Linked DNA regions of Mus musculus: all the other regions are linked to region 1. A link is a loop called in an ENCODE intact Hi-C map of the cell type or tissue named here. Cell type or tissue: heart. All regions are shown on one strand.

Region 1 (5,000 bases):
TGGCAGAGCGTGTCTGCTGAGACATCAAGGGTGCTCATAACCGGTGGGCAAAGGATTGACGTGGGGATTGTGGAAAAGCGTGTGGTTGCCGTCCCCCCAGGCGAAGGGCTGCAGAGAGAAGGCAGACAGGTCACCCACCACAGTCCCTCCCCGCAATCCCCCTGCATGCTCTCACTCGCTCATCCTCTGGCGTACCTTGGTTCGGATGCGGAGGTGGTGATACGGGATGAACTCTGGGCGCTCGTGGTGGCCAGCGTGCATCCAGCAGTTAAGGGAGCAGAGGGCTACGCCGGGAAGAGCCAGCACAAAGGTCAGGAGGCGCCAGGTGTTGGCTGGAGGAGCAAAGGTGGGGTGTGAGTAGATTCATAGGCAAAAACTATCCCTGGGCCTAGAGGTCTGAAAGATCAGTGCCTGGTAGATCAGGAGAGAGGAGCCAGGAGACAGAAGGAGGGGGAAGCCGGGCAAAGAGAACAGATCGGCTAGGCTACTAAATCAGAGTCAGGCCTGGCCCCACTTACCTCCTGCCCCTCCATGGTCTCCTTTGGCTGCGCTGGCCATGCTCCGGCTCAGGACCTTTAGAGGCAGAGCCATTGTCAAAGGGAGGCTAGGAATGGCACTGTCCTTCTCTGTCTCCTTCACCCAGTCGAGAGGCTCTCCTCCCCTCTCAGAGCCAATCACCTGTTGAGCCCGCACATGGATGGCTATTTTTAGGGGCTTTCTCTATCTAAAGTGGGTCTTGACTGGCAGGAGATCCTCTTCAGGCAGCTGATGCAATGTGCCTTTTATTTTGGCAAGAGAAGATTTAAAGTGATACAAACTTGAAATATGTAAGCTGGAGGATCAGAGTTCAAGGCCACTGTTATCAACTTAATGAGTTTGATCACAGCTTGAACTACCTAAGATCTTGTCTTTAAAACAAATTTTACAGTGGGGTGGGGTGGGGGTGGGAGTGTAGCTCAGTTGGTAGACTGCCTGCAGTGTCTGCCTACCAAGTACCCATAATGTCCTGAGTTCTTTCCCTATTCCTACACAATCTCAGTGTGGTGCACTTATTTATAATGCCAGCCAGCACTTGGGACATGGAGGCAGAAGGGTCAGGAGTTCAAGGCCATCTTGGACTACGTACCAAGGTCAAAGCTATCCTGGGCTACACTGGACTGTCTATCTAAAGATTTATTTGTTTTATATATGTGAGTATACAGTAGCTCTACAGATGGTTGTGAGCCTTCATGTGGTTGTTGTGGATTGAATTTTTAGGACCTTTGCTCGCTCTGGTCAACTCCGATCACTAAGTCCCTGCTTGCTCCAGCCCAAAGCTTCATTTATTATTATACATAAGTACACTGTAGCTGACTTCTAGCACCAGAAGAGGGCATCAGATCTCATTACGGGTGGTTGTGAGCCACCATGTGGTTGCTGAGATTTGAACTCAGGACCTTTGGAAGAGCAGTCAGTGCTCTTAACCACTGAGCCATCTTGCCAGCCCTGGACTGTCTATCTAAATAAATATGTACTAAAGCTATCCTGGGCAACTCTGGACTGTCTATCTAAATAAATATGCACCATTTTTTCACAGTGGCACGGAATGACTTCATTTAATATTCTGTTCTCAATAGCTAGCACAGAGTAGACAAGTAATATGCTTAAAACTAGTTAGGTGCCCATTTAAAAAATTATCTGGGAATTGAATCCCAGGGCTGTGTGCATGCTAATTAAATGTTCCCCCACTGAGCTCAGGCTCGGTTGTTGCTGTGTTTCACTTGGTATTGGTGTGTGCTCATATGTGACACGGATGTGGCGCTCAGAGGACAACTTTATGATGCATACTCTCCTGGGAGCCGAGAGCAGGCCACCAGGCTTGTATAGTGAGCACCTTTGCCCACTGATACATCTAGCCAACCCAAGAAGCTTAAAGGCAAAGGGGGAGAGAAGATTGTAAGAGCCGGAGCTCTGTAGCCCAAGCTATATTCTCAGCCACAGGACTTTCTGTTCTTTCTCTCTGTGATAGGCTCTCACGATGTAGGCTAGGCTGGAATTGAACTCATGACCCTTCTGCATTCGTTCCATAAGTGCTATGGTCTAGGTGTGGATTGTACTGTACTCAGGTTTACAGTCTAACAGGATGCCTCTAGCTCTGAGCAAAGTTTGATGTATCTAATCCACTTATAAAAGGAAAGTAATAAGGGCTCTACACCTATACCTCTCATTTACTTTAAACTTGGGCTAGTAAGATGGCTCAGTAGGTAAGGGTGCTTGCTGGTAAGCCTGACAAACTGTGTTTGATCCCTAAGACCCACAAGGTAAAAGATATTCATGCTTCCAGGCCCCACAAGTAAATAAATGTCATAGAAATGGAATAGTTCCATCTACCCAGGTTCCTCTTTCTGTAATGAATTCTTCCCATAGTCATTTTTGTCCTGTTGGATTTTGGGACTGCTGTGGAAATGTGACTTTAAAATTTCCTGTCACCCCACCTCCATACACAGTTTCCTCTAATCTCCTCCCTATTTAGTTCCATTATGGCTACTGAAGAAAACAGTAAGAGGAACATTTGTACTTACAGAGGCTCTAGGTCTCCCTTTCCTCCTAAGTAGCCTCTCAGAGGTTTGCTGAGAATTCCCATCCTTGCCTTCTCTGCTCTTTGCAGCCACTCAGTGAATGCTGCAAAGGTCACTACTGTCCTCTACCGCCATCGTGTGGTACACTTGAGCACCTACATGGAGGTTTTTACTTAACCAATTTTCTACAGGTTTCTGTGTTATGATGTTGATTTTTGTGCTGCTGGGGACGGAACCCAGAGGCTAGGTACACAAGGCAAACTCGCACTCCCAGCTGCTGTTTTCTTTCTTTTTCTTTTGTTTGGCTTTCACTGAGTACCCCTGCCTGGCTTGGATTGTAAGTCCTCCTTGGTGCTGTTTTTCCAGGTGCATACCACCACATTTAGCAGGGTTTTGTCATAACTGTTTCCTTGTGAGAACTGTAGCATCTGCATCTGTAACATCTGTAGCAATTGTAGCATCCTTGCACCATGCATAAGTTAGATTCCAATTACTGGAAGGGTTTTTTTTTTCTTCTTCTTCTTCAGGCGGAGAAAAAACAAACTCACCTGTACCTGTCTTTGCTACTTTGTGGGTTCTTCTCTGCTCCCCTCTTTTATCCCCTGGTTTTAACTCCAACACTGGGTAAAAGAGAAACAAGGTTAGAAGGGAGAGAAGAATTAGGGAAATCTCTGAATCTAATGTCCTCCCTTTTGTTTCTTCTTTAACCACAGCTACTAACAACCCCTCCACCCCCCCCCACCCCCAAGTGACCAACACTCCCAGCCTGCCTCTGGGGCCCTCACATTTATGTATCCTCCGAAAAGTTCCCAGGATTCCAAAAGGTTACAATGGTAGAAAATATCTGCAGCTGGCAAAACCGTGCCTCTGCCAGAGCATGAGGCAAATCATAGTCAGCTGCTGCGGACTGTCGGAAGCAGCCTCACACCCCTACGCCTGGGAATAAAACAAATCACAGTCATGTAATTTTTCTGTGTTTTAAAAAAGAAATCAAAATTTCAGAATTCTTTTTTTTTTTAATTTTAAAACGGAGTTTATTTAGCCCCAATTAAGTCTAGTTTTATAAATTCCATCTGACTCCTCCACAGGAGAAAACTCATTGTTGTTTATTATTGTTGTTGTTGTTGTTATCATTACACACTAAGCCTGTCTGGGTGGCTATGTGTGAACTATCTGGGTGAGTCATAGGGTCTCCAGGAAGGTTGTCAGAGTTCTATGATTTCTTCTAAAAAGCGAAAAGGATTTATGTGATATAACTAAGTACCAGGAAGAGGTTATTTTTAAGCAGTTATCAGAAAATAAAGTGAAAGATGTGAAATGGGAAAAAAGATCTTTGAAGAGAAGTACTTGAGTAATCCAAGAAGCACAAATCAAAAGAGAAAAGGTTTCTTTTTCTTTGTCCTCACATCTTTAGCAGCAACCAGTTTTAACCAGTCAGGGATAGCCAGTGAGTATTAGGGGCATTATAACAGCTTGTGATTAAAGCAATTTAAAAAAGAGTATCCCAGATAGAGTCTCCCGGGCAGTCTTTTAGCTGCTGAACAGGTCACCAACACCCAGGCATTGCATGCACTGGGATTTCCCAGCATGAATCTTCCTCCCAGTTCCTTTTTTACCCTGGAGACAATTGCAATGACCAAGACAGGGAACATAGGAGCAATCTGTCTGTAACTTACAGACAGCCTCAGAGCCACCCTGGCTGTTGCTCCATTTTTCTACCCGTTCAGTCCAAGCAGCCAGGCCTGCCCTTCTTCCTTGGACTTTGCCTGACCTCGTCACCTCTCCAGAGTCCAACAGACACTTGTGTAGAACAAACCCCCAGGCTCTAGACTGGCTATTGACAAGAAGTCTTGCACTGAACTACAGTTGCAAATTCCTAGAGTCTATGGCACCATCCATTACAAAACACCATTAATGTAGAAATAGCTTCGAGAAGAGCAAACACCACAGGGAAAGATGGACCTGCTTTGATCATTATTCATCCTTATCTTATGGTTAGTAACTCTCTTATCCTCTCAGTTTCAGTAACATAATTGAATCTTTAGGGTAAATGTTTTTCTAAATAACTTTTGTCTGAATTATTTCTGGCTGGTAGTAACTATGTAACATCACACTGGCTGCTTTCTGAGGTAGGACTTTTGATGTTTGTGATGTCTTCCATACTGTTAGAGATGCCCAGTAATATAAATTTTGAGTTGCATAAGATATTCTTGTTTGAATTTTTCTTTCTTTCTTTCTTTCTAATCTGATTTTTTTTATTTCCTCCGTTTCTGTTGTTATGTCTCCCTTTTCATTTCTGATTTTGTTAATTTGGATACTGTCTCTATGCCCTCCAGTTAGTCTGGCTAAGGGTTTATCTATCCTGTTGATTTTCCCAAAGAACCAGCTCCTGGTTTTGTTGATTCTTTGTATAGTTCTTTTTGTTTCTACTTGGTTGATTCA
Region 2 (5,000 bases), 270 kb before region 1:
CCCCAGTATAGGGGAATGCCTGGGCCAGGAAGCTGGAGTGGGTGGGTTGGGGAGCAGGGGGTGGGGGGAGAGGATAGGGGATTTTCGGAGGGGAAACTAGGAAAGGGGATAGCATTTGAAATGTAAATAAAGAAAATATCTAAAAAATTAGTAAAAAAAAAAAAGAATTCATTTTTCTCAATAATTATTTGTTAGGTACCTACTAAGCAACAAGTGTTGTGTTATATAGGCTGGGCTTTGGAATAAGAAAAATAATAGCGGGGCTGGTGAGATGGCTCAGTGGGTAAGAGCACCCGACTGCTCTTCCAAAGGTTCGGAGTTCAAATCCCAGCAACCACATGGTGGCTCACAACCATCCATAAGGAGATCTGACTCCCTCTTCTGGTGTGTCTGAAGACAGCTACAGTGTACTTACATATAATAAATCTTTAAAAAAAAAGAAAGAAAAATAATAGCTAATAGCTTTTTAGATCTTAGTGAGGTCATTAATTATGATAACAACACTTGCATATTATTTTCATCTTCCAGATATGAAGTTTGAACATTTGGCAAAGTTGAATATTTAACAGCTGGTGGCGCTGGACTTGTGAAAGGGAGTGGAGGATGCCCCGAGAGAGCAAATTCTTGAGCATACTGTTGACGTGGACGAGACCAGGTCAAGGGCTCCAAGGCCTTGGAACCATGGGATACTGGCAAAGCTGTATCCACATATGGGCCATGCTCAAGATGGGTGGCAGAGCTCAACTCCAGAGTCCAAAACAAGTGATCAGTGTGTGTAAAGACTAGCAGCTGCAGCTTCCTCTGAGAAGTTTGCAGCCCCAAACTATTGGTCTACAGAGACCTCCTACTAAGACTAGTTAAACCTTGTCACTGTGCTATGCCCAGTGAACACCTCAAAGTTCCCAGCTATCGTGGGGATCTAACCCCAGCTTTGCTGTATGTGTGTCTGTCCTTTCTTCATTTTCTCACTTGACATAATTTGGGTTCCACAACCCCTGCCTCATGGGATGCAGGGTAGATGTAGCAGCAATTGGCACTTGGGAGTCTGGGGCTCTGCTGCATCATACTCCCAAGGGTAACAGTACACGTGTTGAGTCCTAGCTTCCATCCATCCATCTATAATCTTTGTGCCAGTCCTACTCATTGATACTCTTTTGTTTTGTTTTGAGCTAGGGTCTCACGTAGCTTAGGATGACCACTATGTAGCTCAGACAGGCCCTGAGCGGTTCACCTGGCTTCTCCTCTATTTACCAAGTGCTAAGATTACAAGTGCTTCCTGCTATGTCAGGCTCCATTGGCTGTCTTTGGGGTTTTGTTTTGTTGCCAGAGATTGAACCTAGCACCTCCTAGGTGCTAGGCACATACTGTACCCATGAGCTATACTCCCCAGATAAGATTCCATTGAAGATGAGGCTCAAATTTTCATCTACTGCTTAGGTGCTTCCTATGGGCTAGGAGATCTTACCTGGCAGGTATCCCTTCGTCCCGCTGGATAGCCAGCACACAACATCCCTGGCAACAGCTGGAAAGTCAGGTTGAAAGGGCCAGGACGGCTGTAGAGACATTGACAGGCAGCCTCTCCCAGCAACCTTAGCTCCACTTCCTGTAGAACCCAGGGCAGAGGCAGAGGGACTGAGGGCAGAACAGATACTGTGAGTTAGGTATGGAACACTCATCTCTCCAGACCTTTGCTTTGTCCCTTTCAGTGGCCACCAACATGCCTCTATCGAGTCAATGTAGCTCAGTTGGCAGGCTGCTTGCTAACATACACAAAGGCTGTGCTCAGTCCCCAGGGCTGAATAAACCAGGTGTGCTGGCACGTGCCTGTAATCCCAGAACTTGGGAACTAGAGGTGAAGAATCAGAAACTCAAGATCATCATCAGCTACATAGTAAGTTCAATGCCAGCTTGGGCTATGTGTGACCTTGTCTTGGGGGGGGTGGGGGAAAGATGGCTCCCTAGCCTACCACTTCCATCACACTATCTGTTGCTTCTTTCTTTCTTTCTTTCTTTCTTTCTTTCTTTCTTTCTTTCTTTCTTTCTTTCTTTCTTTCCTTCCTTCCTTCCTTCCTTCCTTCCTTCTCTCTCTCTCTCTCTCTCTCTCTCTCTCTCTCTCTCTTTCTTTCTTTCTTTCTTTCTTTCTTTCTTTCTTTCTTTCATTTTTTGAGACAGGGTTTCTCCATGTAGCCCTGGCTGTCCTGGAGCTCACTCTGTAGACCAGGCTGGCCTAGAATTCAGGAATCCGCCTGCCTCTGCCTCCAAAGTACTGGGATTAAAGGCGTGGGCCACCACTGCCTGGCCTGTTGTTCTTTCTTCTCTCTAAATCCTATTCTTATATTTGGCCCCTGTAAGCATCCGGCAAGAGCTGTTACAGATGCTATAGGTTGTGAACTATACAAGGTCCACAGACAATAATGTATATATGTTAGCACTAAAAACCATCAAACTGTCAACCCTGATGTGGAGTGGGTATTTGTTCAAAAGCAGAGCAACCTTTACACAAAAATATCATGTGTATTGGATATGGTCTTGTATCCATTTACCAAACACAGAAACTAGACTTTAGGATAAAAATTTGGGTGTTGGGCTGGAGATATGGCTCAGCAGTGGCACTGACTGCTCTTCTGAAGGTCCTGAGTTCAAATCTCAGCAACCACATGGTGGCTCACAACCATCTGTAATCTGTCGCCCTCTTCTGGTGCATCTGAAGACAGCTACAGTGTACTTACATACAATAATAAATATTAAAAAAAAAAAAAAAAAAAAAAAAAAAGAACCTGGGTGTTAGCCAGGCATGGTGGCACAACAAATCTCTGAGTTCAAGGCCAGCCTGGTCTACAGAGTGAGTTCCAGGACAGCCAGGGATACACAGAGAAACCCTGTCTCGAAAGACAGACAAGGGCTGGTGAGATGGCTCAGTGGGTTAGAGCACCTGACTGCTCTTCCGAAGGTCCAGAGTTCAAATCCCAGCAACCACATGGTGGCTCACAACCATCCGTAACGAGATCTGACTCCCTCTTCTGGAGTGTCTGAAGACAACTACAATGTACTTACATATAATAAATAAATAAATATTTAAAAAAAAAAAAAAGAAAGACAGACAAACACAAAAAAGCAAAAACACAGCAACAAAAAGAATATGGGTGTCATCTCTGTCTCCATTTAAAAAGATTATTATGTATGTGAGTGTTTTGCCTGATTGTCTGTGTGCACATTACATGTGTCCCTAGTGTGTGCATACAAAAGTCAAAGAAGGGGGCTGGTGAGCTGGCTCAGTGGTTAAGAGCACCAACTGCTTTTCCAAAGGTCCTGAGTTCAAATCCCAGCAACCACATGGTGGCTCACAACCATGCGTAATGAGATCTGATGCTCTCTTCTGGAGTGTCTGAAGACAGCTACAGTGTACTTACATATAATACGTTAAAAAAAAAAAAGGTCAAAGAAGAATCCAAGATACCCTGAAACTGGAGTTATTTGGAGTTACAGTTGGTTGTGAGCGGCCATGGAACCAAACCTGGGTCCTTTGCCCAGCAACAACTCCTTTTTAACTGCCAAGCCTTCTCTCCAGCCTCCCTGACTCCCGTTTTAACTCAGCTTCCCCACTTAGCTCCCAAGATGTCCCACTTGTGTCTCTGTATCCTCAGTGTAACTTCCCAGTGCAGGCAGCATAAGCTATTATCATGCATGTGAGTGTTTTGCCTGGTTGTCTGTGTGCACATTACATGAATGTGAATGGTCAGCCCGGCTCCTGAGTGGTCAGTTTCCTAATTCACTCTGTACCTGCTACTTCCAGGAGTAAATGGATGTTGCAGGCTCAGCCTGGGGCCCCAGTGCCAACATTCTGGATTCCAGGTGTATGTTACTGCTTACAGCTGCTACCTTTGTTGTTGTTGCTGCTGCTGTTGTTGTTAACACGGGGTCCCCCTCTGTAGCCCTAGCTGTCCTGGAATTCCCTATGTAGAACATTCCGACTTGAACCCCCAGAGATCCATTTGCCTCTGCCTCTAGACTGCTGAGATGAAAGGTGTGCGCCACTGCAATCAGCCCAGGTGCTACTTTTGATGAAAAGACTCAGGAACCAGAGAGGGACAGGGGATGTGAAGAGGTCCTTCTAGACTCACCAGAATCCTGAGAGGTCAGGCTATGGCTGAGCCTGTCCTTGGAACTCAGCTAGAGTGGTCTGGGGGCCTTGGTAGTGCCACTGGTTGGCACTACTCTGTCCTTCAGTCTCAGCATGACTTTAAGATCTTCTATACCCACCCTCAGCATCCTTGTGAGCGTTGCCCTGCCACTCGGTGTAGCACCCAGGGTTTCCCCAGGGCCTTCAGGATGGCCTCTATTTAGCACATCCTCTCTCCACACGGCCTCCTTCCCAGTGATCTCCTGCTGTGAAGGCCCACTGTCAGGACCCTCTGGCTCCTTCCACAAAGATTTCCTAGGTGTTCATGATCACCGTTTCCTGTTGGTACCCCTGCAAGCCGCAGCTATGGCATCTCCTCCACAAAGCGCCTTTCAAAGCCCCTAGTCCTGGAGAAGTGTGACCAAGCAGATGTAGACTAGCTATGTACCCATAGCTATGTTTACTAGCAGCAAAGTAACAGCCAGTAATAGGGGTGGCAGAAGATGGAAAAAGAGTCCGTCTCCAACACCACTGTGCTAGCCACTGCTGATAGGCATTACTTGGGTTTTCTCTGCCCCGTCACCCAACACCCCGGGAGCTGTTTTCCTCTTTTCGCAGGAGGAAATGTGCAGGGGGGGAATGCTTTGTCTGAAAGAGCTGGGATGGAACCCGAATCTGACCTAAATCCAAAAGAGAAAAGAAAAGAAAAAAAAGAAGAAAAAAAGAAAAGAAAAGAAAAAAAACAAACCAAAAACAAAAACGGAGAAAAGGTGAGGCCGGGCAACCTCGGGTACATAAAAAGAGGTTAGGAATTTTCCGTGGATCAGAACCAAATCTCCCAAGCTCCGCCTGGGTCCCATTCTTTAGGCTCAGCTTCCGA
Region 3 (5,000 bases), 110 kb before region 1:
GGATTTCCTCAGATTCTGTTGTTATATCTCCCTTTTCATTTCTGATTTTGTTAATTAGGATGCTGTCTCTGTGCCCTCTAGTGAGTCTGGCTAAGGGTTTATCTATCTTGTTGATTTTCTCAAAGAACCAGCTTCTGCTTTGGTTGATTCTTTGTACAGTTCTTTTTGTTTCCACTTGATTGATTTCAGCCCTGAGTTTGATTATTTCCTGCCTTCTACTCCTCTTTGGTGAATTTGTTTTCTTTTGTTCTAGAGATTTTAGGTGTGCTGTTGAGCTGCTAGTGTATGCTCTCTCCAGTTTCTTTTTGGAGGCACTCAGAGCTATGAGTTTCCCTCTTAGAAATGCTTTCATTGTGTCCCATAAGTTTGGGTATGTTGTGGCTTCATTTTCATTAAACTCTAAAAAGTCTTTAATTTCTTTCTTTATTTCTTCCTTGACCAAGTTATCATTGAGTATAGTGTTGTTCAGCTTCCACATGTATGCGGACTTTCTATTATTTATGTTGTTATTGAAGATCAGCCTTAGTCCATGGTGATTTGATAGGGTGCATGGGATTATTTCAATATTTCTGTATCTGTTGAGGCCTGTTTGGTGTCCAATTATATGATCAACTTTGGAGAAGGTACCATGAGGTGCTGAGAAGAAGGTATATCCTTTTGTTTTAGGATGAAATGTTCTAGAGATATCTGTTAAATCCATTTGTTTCATAACTTCTGTTAGTTTCACTGTGTCTCTGTTTAGTTTCTGTTTCCATGATCTATCCATTAATGAGAATGTGGTGTTGAAGTCTTCCACTATTATTGTGTGAGGTGTAATGTGTGCTTTGAGTTTTAGCAGTTCCTTTAATGAATGTTCAGAATTGTGAGTTCATCTTGGTAAATTTGATCAGTAAGAAGTGTCCCTCCTTATCTTTTTTGAGAATTTTAGGTTGAAAGTTGATTTTATTCGATATTAGAATGGCTACTCCATCTTGTTTCTTGGGACCATTTGCTTGGAAAATTGTTTTTCAGCCTTTTACTCTAAGGTAGTGTCTGTCTTTGTCCCTGAGGTGGGTTTCCTATATGCAGCAAAAAGTTGTGTCCTGTTTACATAACCAGTCTGTTAGTCTATGTCTTTTTATTGGAAAATTGAATCCATTGATATTAAGAGATATTAAGGAAAAAATTGTTGTTGCTTCCTGTTATTTTTGTTGTTAGAGTTGGAATTCTGTTCATGTGGCTATCTTCTTTAGGTTTGTTGAAAGATTACTTTCTTGCTTTTTCTCGAGCTTAGTTTCCCTCTTTGTGTTGGAGTTTTCTCTTTATTATCCTTTGAAGGGCTGAATTTGTGGAAAGATATTGTGTAATTTTCATTTTGTCATGGAATACCTTGGTTTCTCCATCTATAGTAATTGAGAGGTTTTCTAGGTATAGTAGCCTAGGCTGGCATTTGTGTTCTCTTAGGGACTGTATGCATCTGCCCAGAATCTTCTGGCTTTCATAGTCTCTGGGGAGAAGTCAGGTGTAATTCTGATAGGTCTGCCTTTATCTGTTACTTGACCTTTTCCCCTTACTGCTTTTAATATTCTTTCTTTGTTTAGTGCATTTGGTGTTTTGATTACTATGTGACGGGAGGAATTTCTTTTCTGGTCCAAACTATTTGGAATTCTGTAGGCTTGTTGTATGTTTATGGGCATCTTTCTTTAGGTTGGGGAAGTTTTCTTCTATAATTTTGTTGAAGATATTTACTGGCCCTTTAAGTTGGAAATCTTCCTTCTCATCTATACCTATTATCCTTAGGTTTGGTCTTCTCATTGTGTCCTGGATTTCCTGGGTGTTTTGGGTTAGGATCTTTTTGCATTTTGCATTTTCTTTTATTGTTGTGTTAATGGTATCTTCTATGGTCTCTTCTTTTCTATGGTATCTTCTGCACCTGAGATTCTCTCTTCTATCTCTTGTATTCTGTTGGTTATGCTTGCATCAATGGCTCCTGACTTCTTTCCTAGGTTTTCTAGTTCCAGAGTGGTCTCCCTTGTGAATTCGTTATTGTTCTACTTCCAGTTTTAGATCCTGGATGTTTTTGTTCAATTCTTTCATCTGTTTGGATGTGTTCTCCTGTATTTCTTTAAGGGAGTTATTTATTTCCTTCTTATAGTCCTCCATCATCATTATGACAAGTGACTTTAGATCCATATCTTGCTTTTCTGGTGTGATGATATATCCAGGACTTGCTATGATGGGAAAGTTTGATTCTGATGTTGCCAAGTAACCTTGGTTTCTGTTGCTTCTGTTCTTATGCTTGCCTCCTGCCATCTGATTATCTCAAGTGCTAGCTGCCCTCAATATATCTGATTGGAGCCTGTCCTTCCTGTAATTCCGGTTGAGTCACAACTCCTCAGAGTCCAGATTTCTCTGATCCTGTGATTCCAGGATCCTGTTAACCTGAGATTCTGATTGTGCCAGAGTTCTTGGCAGTCAAGCTTCCTCTGAGACCCTGAGATCCTGGTGTGACCAAGCTCCTGGGATCCTGGGATCCTGGAATCCTAAGACCCTGGGCGTGTTAGACCGTCTGGAAGTGGTACCTCCTCTGGGGACTGTGGGGCTGTCCGCTGTGTTCGAAACTAAGGTAGACCATCGCTGACCAGAAGGAACCCAAGCCTCTGGTCAGGGGAGTTTCCTTTGCTCCTGCTGGCACAGGCCTCTCACGATTGTTTTGGAACAGATGTTGCGTTCCACTCACCCGTGATCCTAAGATCCTGGGCGTGCTAGGACACCTGGGGCATAGAGAGTCCTCTGGGGACCGTGGGACTATCCCTGATGATTTTTAAAAATAGTTACATATCTTAATTTTTTGTTTCTGCTATAGAGTTTTCTCTGTGTATTTGGGGCTTACATAAAGCATTTTATAGTTACAGCAGTCTTTTTTTTTTTTTTTTTAGATATAGTTATTTATTTCATACCAGAAGAGGGCACCAAATCTCATTATAGATGGTTATGAGTCACCATGTGGTTGTAGTTGCTGGAAATTGAACTTAGGACCTCTGGAAAAGCAGCCAGTACTCTTAACCACTGAGCCATCTCTCTAGCTCATAGCAGGCTATTTTTAATGGATGACAATTTCACCCACACTAAAAAACAAAATACAAAATACAAAAAGCTATTTGTCAGGCCATGGTGACACATACCTGTAATTCCAGCACTTGGGAGGCAGAGGTAGATGGGTCTCTGAGTTCAAAGCCAGCCTGGTTTACAGAGTGAGTTGCAGGACAGCCAAGGCTACACAGAGAAATCCTGTCTTGAAAAAACAAAAAAGTAAAACAGAACCAAAAACCCCTATTCATTGACAGCTTCTTCTACCACCTTTTATGTTGTTATTGTCATAACTGGTCAGCTGATATACAATAATGGTGCAAGAAACTGTAATGGAAAGGCTTTTTCAACAAGTGACAGAGGGGCTGAAAATCCAAAACAAACTGTTTTATCTCACATCACACGAAATGGATCCAAAGAAAATTTACTTTTAATGAGATTTAACATTCCGCCAATACACCAGCAGTGTAACCAAGCATTACTGAGGAGAAATAGAGACAGATGTTCACATGGAAATCTATGTGCAAATGTTTGCCATTGCTCTGCTCCTAATCATGCCAAACTGGACGCAATCCAGAAGCCCTCAGCTGGAGGGTGGAATGGTAAACTGTGCCGTGCCTACACAGCAGAGCACTCATCAGCAGTGGAAGTGAGTTACCAATGTATGCAAACACCATGAGAGACTTCCAGTGAATTATTCTAGGTGAAAAACGGGAATAATGGAAGCCATGCTCACAGCAGTCTAGAACAGGACAACTGTGACACAGGAACAGAAAACACATCAGTGGTCTCTAGGGATTGCCCACAGGGAAGAGGCCATCTGTGGGACATCAGGAGAGCGTCATATCCTGAGAGTGGTCATATGACGGTGTGTTTGCCAAAACTCTAAAACTGTATACTAAAACAGTTGAATTTTATCTTATGCAAAATTTACCCTCAATAAATCTGACCTTAAAACAAAAATGCTATTGACTTCAGGACAGTCTCGGTGCCTCTACTGGGTGGTGAGCAAGACAGCCTGTAATGGTGTGTGTGTGTCTCTCTCTGCATCTCTCTGTGTGTGTCTCTCTCTGTGTGTGTCTCGGTGTGTGCACGTGTGTTCATCTCTCTCCCTCTCTGTGTCTGTGTTGTATGTGTGTGCTCGCGTGCCCACACATGCGCACATGTGGGGTTTGGGGGCAGAGACCAGTGTTGTGAGTCACAGCATGATGTCCTCTCTACTATCTCTATTTTCCTCCCCGGGACTTCTCTTGGGTTAAGCTGCAGTTCATCCCTGTTTATCTGTTTCTTGCTCTTCTTTCCACATTGTTATGCTGACCGTCCTTGAAGGCACAGTGTCTGCTACCCAGTTTTGTGCTCAACAAAAAAGTCTTTGTTGAACAAATGAATAAATGGACTATAAATGGCTCAGTTCCAGGGCTGGATGCTACATGCTTACAATGAACATATGAAAAAGACATTTTTACTGGTAGGTGACACAAAAATTTCTGTGTAGCAAAGTTTTTCAGTACTAAAGACTAAACTACCCAGAGCTTCAAGAACATGGGATGAGTCACTGAGCTATAGCCGTATAACAACCACCACTACCACCACCACCACCACCACAATAATAAATAATAATTATTACTAAGTAATTATTAATTAACAATAAATATTATTTTGCTTTATTTTTTTGGTTTTTCAAGACAGGGTTTCTCAAAACCCTGAGATTTTGAGGTACTTCAGACTGCCCTCAAACTCACAGGGGACTGCCTGCCTCTGTCTTCTGAGTGCTGTGATTAAAGGTGTGCTACCACTGCCTGGCTATAATTTTGATTTTAATCCAGTCAATGGATTATGGCCAAATTAGACTTTATTCTCTGCCTCTACAAAGAATTCTAATCTACTAAAAGGGCTACTCTTTTGACATTGTATTTGTGTTGCCTGTGTAA
Region 4 (5,000 bases), 220 kb before region 1:
AGTGACTCCAGTGGGGCTTGAGACTGCTGGTGACAAGTCTAGCTTCTGTCAGTTTGTTAGTGCCTAAAACAGCTGTTGTGGCTCTGGGCAGGACTGCTTGATCTGAACAGTAGTCATTCTTGCTTGTAGTGTTTCCTGTAGTTGGTTTTCTATACTTTGTGGGTTATTTTTCTCACCCTTTATCCCAATCCTATCACCCCTGGTTTTACCCTCTACCAATAGATAAAGAGGGGAGAAGGTATTAGCAAAATCCCTGAGTTGAGCTATTTTCTTTGACCATGATTATTAACAAACTGCAAACAGTCCCCCCTTGAATAACCACCAACCATGCCTCTCAGGGGCCCTAGCATTTATGTACCCTCTGAAAAGTTCCCAGAATTCCAAATGTCACACAGTTGTAGAAATTATAGCTGGCAAAACCATGCTTCTGCTAGAGCTCAAGGCAAATCATGTCAGGTGCTTCAAATAGTTCAAAGCAGTCTAACATCCCTGGGATTAAAATATTTTTGTGTTTTTTAAAGCAATCAAAATTGCAGAATTCTTAGTTTGTCTAGCTTTGGCCACTGGAGATGCGTAGGGCTGTTTGGTGGGTTAACTTTAGTTACAACCAGGATTGGAAGGTGCTTTTAGATAGTCTTTTGTGTAGCTGGTTCAGGGGTGGCAGCCCGGGTGCCCAGATGGAATTGGATGCCCTACTGGAAAGAATTGATGTTAATGTGCATGTCTGTCCCAGTGCTGTTAAGTGATGAGCTAGGTCTTGTTATTCTCACTTTGTGGAGGGATTCTGACATACAGTTTTCATCATCACTAATAAGAAGCTGGGGTTTGAATTTTCATCCTTTTGATTTTCTACTCTTAAATCACTCTAATACCAGAAATCTAAGACTTCTTAGAACTGAGTTCTCCCAGGAAAAAATACAAAGGAATAGAGGGGAGTCCCTTTGTGTGTGTGTGTTGGGGGGAGGCATGCATACCAGGGCTTGTATGTAGAGGTCAAAAGTGCAACCTTGAGTGTTGGACCTTGGTTTCTACCATGTTTGAATTACTGGAGTTTACAACTCAGAGTTCTGGGAGCTTTTAATCTGAGATTAAAGGCAGGTACCACCATGCACAGGGCATTTAAGATTCTGTGTTCTACTTTTTCCATGATTGCACTATTTTCACAGGAGAGGTAGAGGTATGAGCAGGTTACCAAGGGGGCCTAGAATACCAAACACCTATCAACTTCATTCCCTCCACCAGTGGACTTGGTCTAGTCTAAAGCCTTTACTGCAACAGGCCTCTGACTGGACCTCCCTGCTAGACCTGAGACCAAAGCTGGTCATAATAACAGATACTTAGGACACCTGAACTGCAAACTTAGTCCTTAAGCCCCATCCAACCCCATCATCTCTCATACAGTTTTCCATATGTACCCCACTGTCTGTTCACACTTGGCACCAAACACTTGGATTACAACTCATGGAAACCTTGAAGTCTACTTGTCTCAGCATGCTCAAAGCATGCACAAACACTGGCTCAGAGAATATTACTTTTCAGTATCTCTAAGACGAAATAAACCATTGCCACAGTGTATTTTCACAAAGGACCCTTCTAATAGACTGTGCATACCAATAAAAGGCAACCTTTTTTGTCCTCTCCAATCACTAATAAGATTTCACGTGAACTTGTTAGGCCTTTGATCCCAGGCCTATTTAAGACAGGGATCTAGGGGTCAAGTGAGATTCAAAAAATTCCATAGGTAGGACCATAAATAACACTTGGAAGAGTAGCTACTGGACTGGGGATGAAACTCGGTTGTAGAGAGCTTCGTTCACCCTGGTTTTGTCTTCTGTCCACTGAATGATGGCAATACCTGTTAATCTCAGCACTGCTGAGAGACCTGAAAGTACAGATGAGAGAAACAGAATGGCCCTGAAGCTCACAGCCCAGAGTTAGTATGCAGCAAAAAGAACAGGAACTCCTCCCTACCTCAAGGTAAGAAACAGAACTCTGGAGTTTGTCTTCAAGCTTCTGTGCAGACATGCACCCGTGTTTATATTCACACAATACGATCTTCATTTCTTTAAAGGATAAGCCCTTGGGGTTGGAGAGATGATTCTGCAGTCGTAACGACTGCTTTTTCCAGGGGAAACCCATGTTAAATTCCCAGCATTGTGTGGAGGCTCAGCCAGTAACTCCTGTTCCAGGGGATCTGATGCCCTCTTCTGGCTTTGGTTGGCATTGCATGAAATGGTGCACACATATGAACAGCCCCACCCCCAAAATCCACACATAATTAAAAAAAAAAAAAGGCTTGGGCTGGGCATGGTGATACATGCATTTAATCTCATAACTCAGGAGGCAGAGCTGGGCAGATCTCTTGAGTTAGGCCAGCCTTGTCTAGACAGGAGTTCCCAGAGCCCAAAGTCTTCTACGGACTGGTTTGTTTCTAGGTGCCTTTCTAAGCCCCATTGCCTGTTTTTTTTTTGTTTTTGTTTTTTTGAGATAGGGTTTCTCTCTGTACCCTTGGCTGTTCTGGAACAGCCTCCTCTGCCTCCTGGTTGCTGGGATTAACCATTACCTGGTTCCCATCCCCCCCTCTCGCTTTTTAGCTTGACCTGGATAATGTTACATGTGTTCTCAAAGGTAGCCTTTTGGGATAATATGGGAAAAGCTCCCAAATGGGGAGCCAGGAATCATTTGAGAAGCCTTTGCACTAGAATGGAGAAGCCATAACTTGGGTCTGTGGAATTTAGGTGTTGGAGACTGATTTGTGCATGTTTGGTATATGTTCTACCACTGGGCCACATATGGCCTTTGGAAATGTAGCTTAGCTCAGCAAAAACATCCCAGAGAGTAAACACAAATACAAATTGTTTTTTCAAAAATTGTGTATACAAAGTCAGGAGCTAGATAATGTAGCTGGAAAAGATACCTCAGCTCTGCTCCAGGTCCATCACCAAGTAGGGATGTATTTCCTTCAAGGCCTGGAGGAGGGAGTCCTTGCAGGTCAGGTTCCAGGATGGAACAAAGCTGAAGAGCTTCCTCATCTTGTCTTGGCTGGTGGTCTCTGCACGAACTGCCTGGTACTGTCCTTCAGTCAGCACACTGCCATGCAAAGCATCCAGCACTCCGTCCACTTCTGTGACCCTGGCAATGAGTGCTTGCCTGTGCTGGTCCACAAAGTGTCCTGAGGGTGGAAGTGAAAGCAGTGTTTAAAACTGCTTCAAAATTTACTAACGCAGTTTTAGGGGTTGGAGAATCAAGGAAAGCCACCCACCATGACTACATAGGCAAAGATAGGCTGTGCAAGGGTGTGGTAGGGTGGGGAGGCCTCACCTGTTCTGGCTGTACTCTGAGCAGGGACACTGGCTGCAGCTGCCACAGCTCCAGACTCTGCAAAGAAATGCCAGGTGGATCTTTATCAACAGACTTTCAGGGGTTCACTCCCACTCCACCCACGGTGCTAAGTTCAAGGCTACAAAGGGAAGATTTTTTTTTTTTTTTTTTTTTTGGCTATGGCAGGAGGAACAGTTAAGCGCCAAAGAGGCAAGCCTCTGCTGGTGTGCAGGAAGTTGAGGGTAGACGAACAAGGGGACACACTCACCTTCTTTAGTCGTTTGCAGCTGCTCAGCCAGCTCCTGTAAGCCCATGTCTCTAAGCACAGTCATTGTGAGCTCCAAGCCATACGACTCCAGATAGTAGCTGACAAGTTTGTCAGTGAGATCTATGGCGTCCATCTGCAGCAGGGCCCCGCGTGGGATGCGCCCATAGCCTTCTCGCAGTTGCACTGTCAGCAGCTTCATCTTGAACTTTTTGAGTTCATCCCCTGACAAGTTTTCAAGAGCGTCCAGGATGGCATCTCGTGCCCGCCCCATGGCTCTGGGGTGGGCAGCCGCGGTCACCTTTTACTCTTGCTGCTGCTCGCCTGCTGCAGCCTGCCTGCTGCCAGCCCGCCAAGACCAGGAAGTCAGCTGCTTAGGCCGATGGGCATGCTGGGACTCCCCCACCCTCTTTTCTTACAGCTCCTGTTCTTTCCCCAGCAAACTAGTTTTGGTTTCCGCCCCTAAGACTTTCAGACTTGGCTTTTTGGCTAGGCTGAAGAAACTAGGTGGAGGTGGGTTGGTGGAGGAAGTGGGGTGGGGACAGAGGGTGGAGCTAAGTTGTTACTCTGGCAGGTCCGGAGATGCTGAGAGACTCAATAGAGCTTACTTGCAAACCAGCTGTTGCTGAAAAGCAACCTGTTTCTGTTGAGTTTCTTGGAGCATAGAGGTTTAGAATCTTGGAAATCTAGACGCCCCAAATTTTGTTTCCCCAGATCTTAGGATCCACTCACATGCCATTGAATATTAGAATTTTAACAGCTAGAACACTAAGCCCCTTGAATTCCACAGATTTGGACAAAATGAAGTGCGAAAGAGAGTGACTATGTCTTCACCTTAGTTTCTTTCAGCTAAAAGTTTTTGTCACTCCCATCTCTCAGCCTCACATCTGCTAGAAGGTGGGGGACCTGGGCTCATGATGGGTTGGGTTGGAAGGGCTAAGGCTTCTTGAAACCTTACCAAATGCCCCAGCTATTAAATATTTTGTAGTGTGATGACAACTGGAGTGTAGAGACCTGAGTAGACAGCTAGCTACCCCCTTACTCCTGGGCTGGTTAGGATGACCTTGGAGCCTGCTCTGTACCCAGAATTCCTAACTGGCTTTAAACATGGCTGGGGGTCTACTGGTCCATCCCAGTTTTGATCTAGTCAGTCTTGTTTTATACCACACTGCCAGTTTACCCTTATCTTCAAGCTCAGTTCCTCTGGAGTTGCTTTTTCAATTCTTTGCACATGCTGTTCCCTAAACCTTGAAATTGCTTCTCTCTCAGACAAATGCTTGGCTCCTCAACCCTCAGGTTAAATGTTACTTCCTCCGAGAGTCCAGTCTTAAGAGTCCTCCATCTACCCATCTAGATCATATTGCTGCTAGTGAACAAAGCTACTTTTTTGTAGCTCTTGTGCTTTTGTGGGGGA
Region 5 (5,000 bases), 390 kb before region 1:
GCACACACTCTGAGTACAGAGGGCTTGTTTTTATTGGTTAGCAACAGAGGCTCTCACATGACCTCCTCCTAAGTCCAAAAGGACCTGAAGCTTGTGTTGCCATCTCCCAACACAAGATTAGTGGCCTTGGGGACAACCGTTTCCCCCACTCCCCCCCAAAAAAAATCCCTTCCAAAGCCTAGCAGTGAGCCTTAGAGCTATAGACGCTTTGGTAAATGCCTTAACTGCTGAACTGCCAGGGTACGTGAGCGGCTGCTCCTTAACACTGCTATTCTCCTGGCACCAGCAGACAAGGAGGTTCCCAACCCACAATGCTTTGAGGGAAGGTGGTTATTAGCAGCACCCAAGTTCTTAAATTGGAGTGACTACATGAGCACTTGGCAAGGCCCTCCTGAAAGCGTGCCAGCCCCTGATGTCAGCCACACAGTCCAATCTGTCCTGAGCCGAGGATGCTAATTCTGCTGAGCCCACCTACTGGTGCTCAGTGTCGCGCTCGGAGCCTATTCAGGCCAAACGAGGACTGATCAAAATTAAAACCTCTTGGAAAAGCGAGTTCCTCTCAGCCTTTCCCCTTTCCTTCCTGGATTCTTTGAAACAGAGTCTCACTACACAGCCCACACGCATCCGGAACTCTCACTCTTCCTGTGGCAGCCTCCCGGTGCTGGGATTACGGGACCTCCCCACCGTCACTGGCTGGAAATCTGTATTTTTCTGATTGATGGCTCTCAGGTGCAATTCAGGCGGAAACACTGCCTGGCTCATTTCCCTGTCAAGTGTTTCCAAAGGACGTGGGCAAAAGTGGGCTTGTACATTTCTCAATGTTTAGGACTCTGACCCCCCAGTGTCCCGGTTTCTCTGATCTAATGTGGGGCAGAGAGCTGTTTGCAGTGGCGGAACTGCGGTCCTCACCTTTCAACTTGGACCGGACCTTGTTTGCCGTCTTTTTGATGTCTGCCGTGAGGTCCTCCAACTCCTGTTTAGTCTCTGGGGGAGAAGGCAAATTGGGAGGTGAGAACAGGGGTGGGGCCCTAGGCCCTGGGCCCCACAAGGCAGCACTCACTCTCATCGGGGTTGGGGGCGGCAAGAATGGCGCTGTGCTGTTTCTTCACTTGCTCCACATCCTCAGACAGTTTCTCGATGCAGCCTCGGATCTCTTCCACCTGGGGCAGGAAATCAGTGACACCTTATCCAGGCTGGAGGGCCAGATGAGACCTAGCCAGCGTTCAGTGAAATCGGCCAAACCGTGAAGGCCAAGGAGTGTGCAGGGACGAGGGAATACACAAGGCAAAGAAAGCTAGGGGAAGGGACAAGGTTCTGGGCCAGGGCTACCCGGGCGCTCTACCTGCTCGAAGAACTCATCCATAAAGTGGTCTCGATCCACGTGGACCACCTCCTCTTCATCATCACTGTCTTTCGCCTGGAAGCAAAGCAAGGCCAGATCCATGAGCAGTCCCTACCCTGCGTCTCAAGGTTGACTCTACCTTTCTGTCCCTCCACCCAGCGCACATAACATGGACGGTATCAGTTCTAGACTCAGAGGAGGGATCTTGGGAAGGGTCCTCATCAAGAGGGATGGCAAGGTCACCAACACTCAGAGCCAGCACTGGATACCTTGTAGACCAGTGTCCTAGATGCCAGTGTCCCTTAAAGGAGTCAGCTAAAGGCGTTTTCTGAGATCTGAACAATCTCATCTGTTCAGAGTGTCCCTGGGAAAGAGGCACTGCTGTTGACTGCTGGATATGGACAAATTTCAATACTTTCAACACCCAGCTAAATGTCAGCCTGGTGATGACTGGCTCTGGGCTCCAAGGAGGATTCTAGAACGGTTTTCCAGAACTGTGAGCCTCCCTACCATTTCCTAGCAGCGCCTACCCAGGGCTCCCCTTTCCCTGCTACAACCTGACCATCCACTCCCCTCTTAAAGGTCCCATTGCTACCAAGCTGCTGGCTGCTGAGGCCAAGTTGAGCAAGCAGGGCCAGGCCCAGTGAGGGCCGGCTGAGCATGTCGGCAGTACTCTCTGACCCACTTCATCCCACACTCCCTCCTCCCACTGCACTGTCTCTTGGAGAGCCTCTTCCCCACGCAGCCGCCCACTTCCTTCCAGTCCCTTCCAACCACACACCCACCAACTCTCTCTGACTCGGATTTCCCAGTTGCAACCTGCAGCTGCTCAGCCCTCCACCCTCAGGGCTCAGAGACACAAAGGGATTCACCCACCCACACTGCCATCTCCAGGCAGACCAGTGACACAGACAGAGGAGCTGACACACAGGCACACAGAAATAGGCCCCCCAACACCCACGTGGAGGCACACAGACCCAGGCAGAGCTGCACTGCTGACACGTGGACAGAGGGAGAGGAGGAGGGTGCTGCCTGTTCACCCACCATCTTCGAGCCCCACAACCACGTTCTCGCCCAGAGTTGGGCGGAAGGTACAAGAGGGCTCCCCTGGGATCCCCATTCCTCTCTGCCTGGAACAGAATTCTCAGGGTAAAGTTGAGCTCAGCCATCAACAGACATTAAATCTGGAGGTCTAAGCAGTGCCAGGGTTCAGCCCGCATCACAGACAGGTTGAGCCAGAGTTCAGACAATGCAGCCAAGAGAGCCTGGTTGAAATCAAGCGGAGCCTCTGGGACCTGAAGGGAGAGCTGACGGGCCTGGGGCAGATCACACACAGGCCCTCCTGGAAGTCAGACAGGCTATGAAGGAACTGCACTTGGCTCTAATGTATCTCAGTCTGTTCGGATTGAACCCAGACAGAGCCAGATGGGACCAAGATGCAACTAAGACACTAAGATCACTTGGGATCTGCCAAGTAAGGGCAGCTCTGAGACCAGCATAACCCAGAGAGGACCTCCTGTGGCAGGCCAAAGTCACCTGTTTCTCAAACCGAGCTCAAAGGTCTCAAAGAGGCCGGGCGTGGTGGCGCACGCCTTTAATCCCAGCACTTGGGAGGCAGAGGCAGGTGGATTTCTGAGTTCGAGGCCAGCCTGGTCTACAAAGTGAGTTCCAGGACAGCCAGGGCTATACAGAGAAACCCTGTCTCGAAAAACCAAAAAAAAAAAAAAAAAAAAAAAAAAGGTCTCAAAGACCCTGCTAGGAGTTTTGGCTTCTCCAGCCTCCACCTGCCTCAGGACAGACACCAGAAGACGTTGGCCCTGGAAGCCTGTCAGGAGCTGGGCTCATTTGTAGGATGTACCAGTTTCTCATCGCGATTTTCCGGTGTCTCCTCCTCCAGGGCCACAGACTCCTGCTGACCTTCTCCTCCTCCTCCCTCCCACCTACTCTTGGCCAGCTTCACGCATGGCAGGGGAACCTCTGACAGCCTAGGAACCCGGGAACCTTCCTCTTCTCTGTCTCTTTCCCTTCCCATGCCAACTCCAGGAAGTCCTTCCTAAAGTCTTATTTCAGTCTCGCCTGTTTTCAAAGCCTTAGATTCTTCCTAGAGTATCCAGGCTGCCTATTTACTTGCCCTTGAGACAGGAAAAAAGGTAGAAGGGCCTAAGGTGATTTGGTTTGGCTAATGACCACAAGGAAAGCTAAAACTCCTGTGTACACGGATACTCACGGCTGTAATCCCTTCTGATCCTCACCACCACAGCCCAGTGAGAAAAGCTGGGCAAACACTGTTCCCATTTCATAGATGAAGGAGCACGGAGCCCGGTGGGCAAAGGACAATGACTTGCCCAAGGGCACCAGGCAGATTGGGACCAGGACACCATGGTCTGGCCACCCTAGTTCTGCTCCCCTGAAGGCTCTTCAGCAACCATTTGCATGGGCTCATTTCCTCCTGGGCCAGTTCCTACTCAGGCCTCTGCATCCTGACCAGCCAAGCTAGCAACGTCACCTACCAGTGCCTCTGCATGCATCTTACATTCTCGGTATGTCTTTGGATCTTCACCAAAACTCTCTAGAGAGAGGGGCTGGAGCCATGGCTTGGCTGTTAAGAATGTGTATTGGTCTTGGAGAGGACCCAAGTTCAGTTCTCAGTACCCATGTTGGGCAGCTAACAAGCACCTGCTTGTAACTCCATTCCAGGGGATCCAATGCCCTCTTCTGGTCTCTACAGGCTCCTGTACTCATGTGTGTTCTCTCTCTCTCTCTCTCTCTCTCTCTCTCTCTCTCTCTCTCTTTCGCTCGCTCGGTGTGATGGCACACACCTTTTAGATCCAACAGTCAGGAGACAGAGGCAGGCAGACCTCTGAGTTTGAGGCCATCCTTGTCTACAGAGTTACAGAGTTCCAGGACCTCCGGGGCTGCACAGAGAAACCTTGTTTCAACAACAACAACAACAAAATAAATTAAATAAATAAATAGATAGATAAATAGATAAAGAAATAAATAAATAAAATCATTTTGTTAAATCTTAAACAAAAACAGGGTCTGGAGAGATGGCTCAGTGTGTGAAGGGCAGGGGCTGCCTAGCCTGCACAGGATCCTGATCAGCTGGGACTACAGAGTAAAATCCTGTCTCCAAAGCAGGCTTATACCTGGCAGGCCCGCACTGTTAACTACAATAGAGGCAGAGGGAGGTGGGTCTCTGTGACTTCGAGGCCACTCTGGTCTACACAGCCAGTGCCAAGCCACACAGGACTAACATAGTAAATGCCTGCCTAAAGCATACAAACGAACTCTGTGACAACCACTGGCCAGCACAACTGCAACACTGACAAATACTGCAGAGGCTGATGGAGTGCCGGGTGCACTCTGAAGTGCTCGGTGTAGTCCTGCATGCGCTTGCCCGTTTAATTGACTTAAAAAAAAGAGAGTTTACTTTATGTGCATTGGTGCTTTGTCTGCATGTCTATCTGTGCGAGTGTGCCAGATCTCTTAGAACTGGAGTTGCAGATGGTGGGGAACTGCCATGTGGGTGCTGGGAATTGAACCCAGGTTCTCTGGAAGAACAGTTAGTGCTCTTAACTGCTGAGCCATCTCTCCAACCCCATTTAATTCACTCTTGACCTCTTTCTGTCTGTCTGTCTGTATCTGTCTCCCCCCA

Evidence for each region. Hi-C counts contacts between places; a loop is a spot of excess contacts. Peaks named below come from ENCODE experiments on the same cell type or tissue, not always from the same donor. Only the 100,000 strongest peaks of a DNase experiment are listed, where the experiment ranks them.
Region 2: a loop joins it to region 1, with 2.8 times the contacts of the local background. A loop is called at or near these places in 2 of 42 quality-filtered maps.
Region 3: it touches region 1 in a loop (6-fold over the local background); 31 of 42 quality-filtered maps call a loop at or near these places.
Region 4: a loop joins it to region 1, with 3 times the contacts of the local background. A loop is called at or near these places in 22 of 42 quality-filtered maps.
Region 5: it touches region 1 in a loop (3-fold over the local background); 2 of 42 quality-filtered maps call a loop at or near these places.

The regions. Positions count from the first base shown.
Region 1 is chr7:128,205,705-128,210,704 of GRCm38, forward strand. Cox6a2 (cytochrome c oxidase subunit 6A2) reads right to left here and starts at 662. Exons shown (of 3, transcript NM_009943.2): 1 at 519-662; 2 at 196-332; 3 at 1-108. The coding sequence starts at 591. The coding sequence ends at 25. In heart, a CTCF peak has its summit at 2,696 (motif pointing left); a DNase peak (open chromatin) is centred at 687; H3K4me3 peaks cover 1,188 bases; H3K27ac peaks cover 1,295 bases.
Region 2 is chr7:127,939,572-127,944,571 of GRCm38, forward strand. It overlaps Prss36 (protease, serine 36), which reads right to left. Exons shown (of 15, transcript NM_001319147.1): 6 at 1,466-1,632. Among named protein-coding and RNA genes, the nearest start is that of Prss36, 4.7 kb to the right of the region's middle. In heart, a CTCF peak has its summit at 2,688 (motif pointing left); no DNase peak of the experiment used is centred here; H3K4me3 peaks cover 55 bases; H3K27me3 peaks cover 1,288 bases.
Region 3 is chr7:128,095,366-128,100,365 of GRCm38, forward strand. The region is part of intron 12 of Itgam (integrin alpha M); the gene reads left to right. Among named protein-coding and RNA genes, the nearest start is that of Itgax, 32 kb to the right of the region's middle. In heart, a CTCF peak has its summit at 2,958 (motif pointing right); no DNase peak of the experiment used is centred here.
Region 4 is chr7:127,989,794-127,994,793 of GRCm38, forward strand. Pycard (PYD and CARD domain containing) reads right to left here and starts at 4,074. Exons shown (of 3, transcript NM_023258.4): 1 at 3,590-4,074; 2 at 3,322-3,378; 3 at 1,580-3,172. The coding sequence starts at 3,860. The coding sequence ends at 2,919. In heart, a CTCF peak has its summit at 2,209 (motif pointing left); DNase peaks (open chromatin) are centred at 2,218 and 3,958; H3K4me3 peaks cover 1,283 bases; H3K27ac peaks cover 1,252 bases.
Region 5 is chr7:127,814,004-127,819,003 of GRCm38, forward strand. Stx1b (syntaxin 1B) reads right to left here. Exons shown (of 10, transcript NM_024414.2): 2 at 1,343-1,417; 3 at 1,061-1,160; 4 at 910-984. Among named protein-coding and RNA genes, the nearest start is that of Stx1b, 8.0 kb to the right of the region's middle. In heart, CTCF peaks have their summits at 457 and 2,245 (motif pointing left); DNase peaks (open chromatin) are centred at 28, 398, 1,458 and 2,188; H3K27ac peaks cover 642 bases.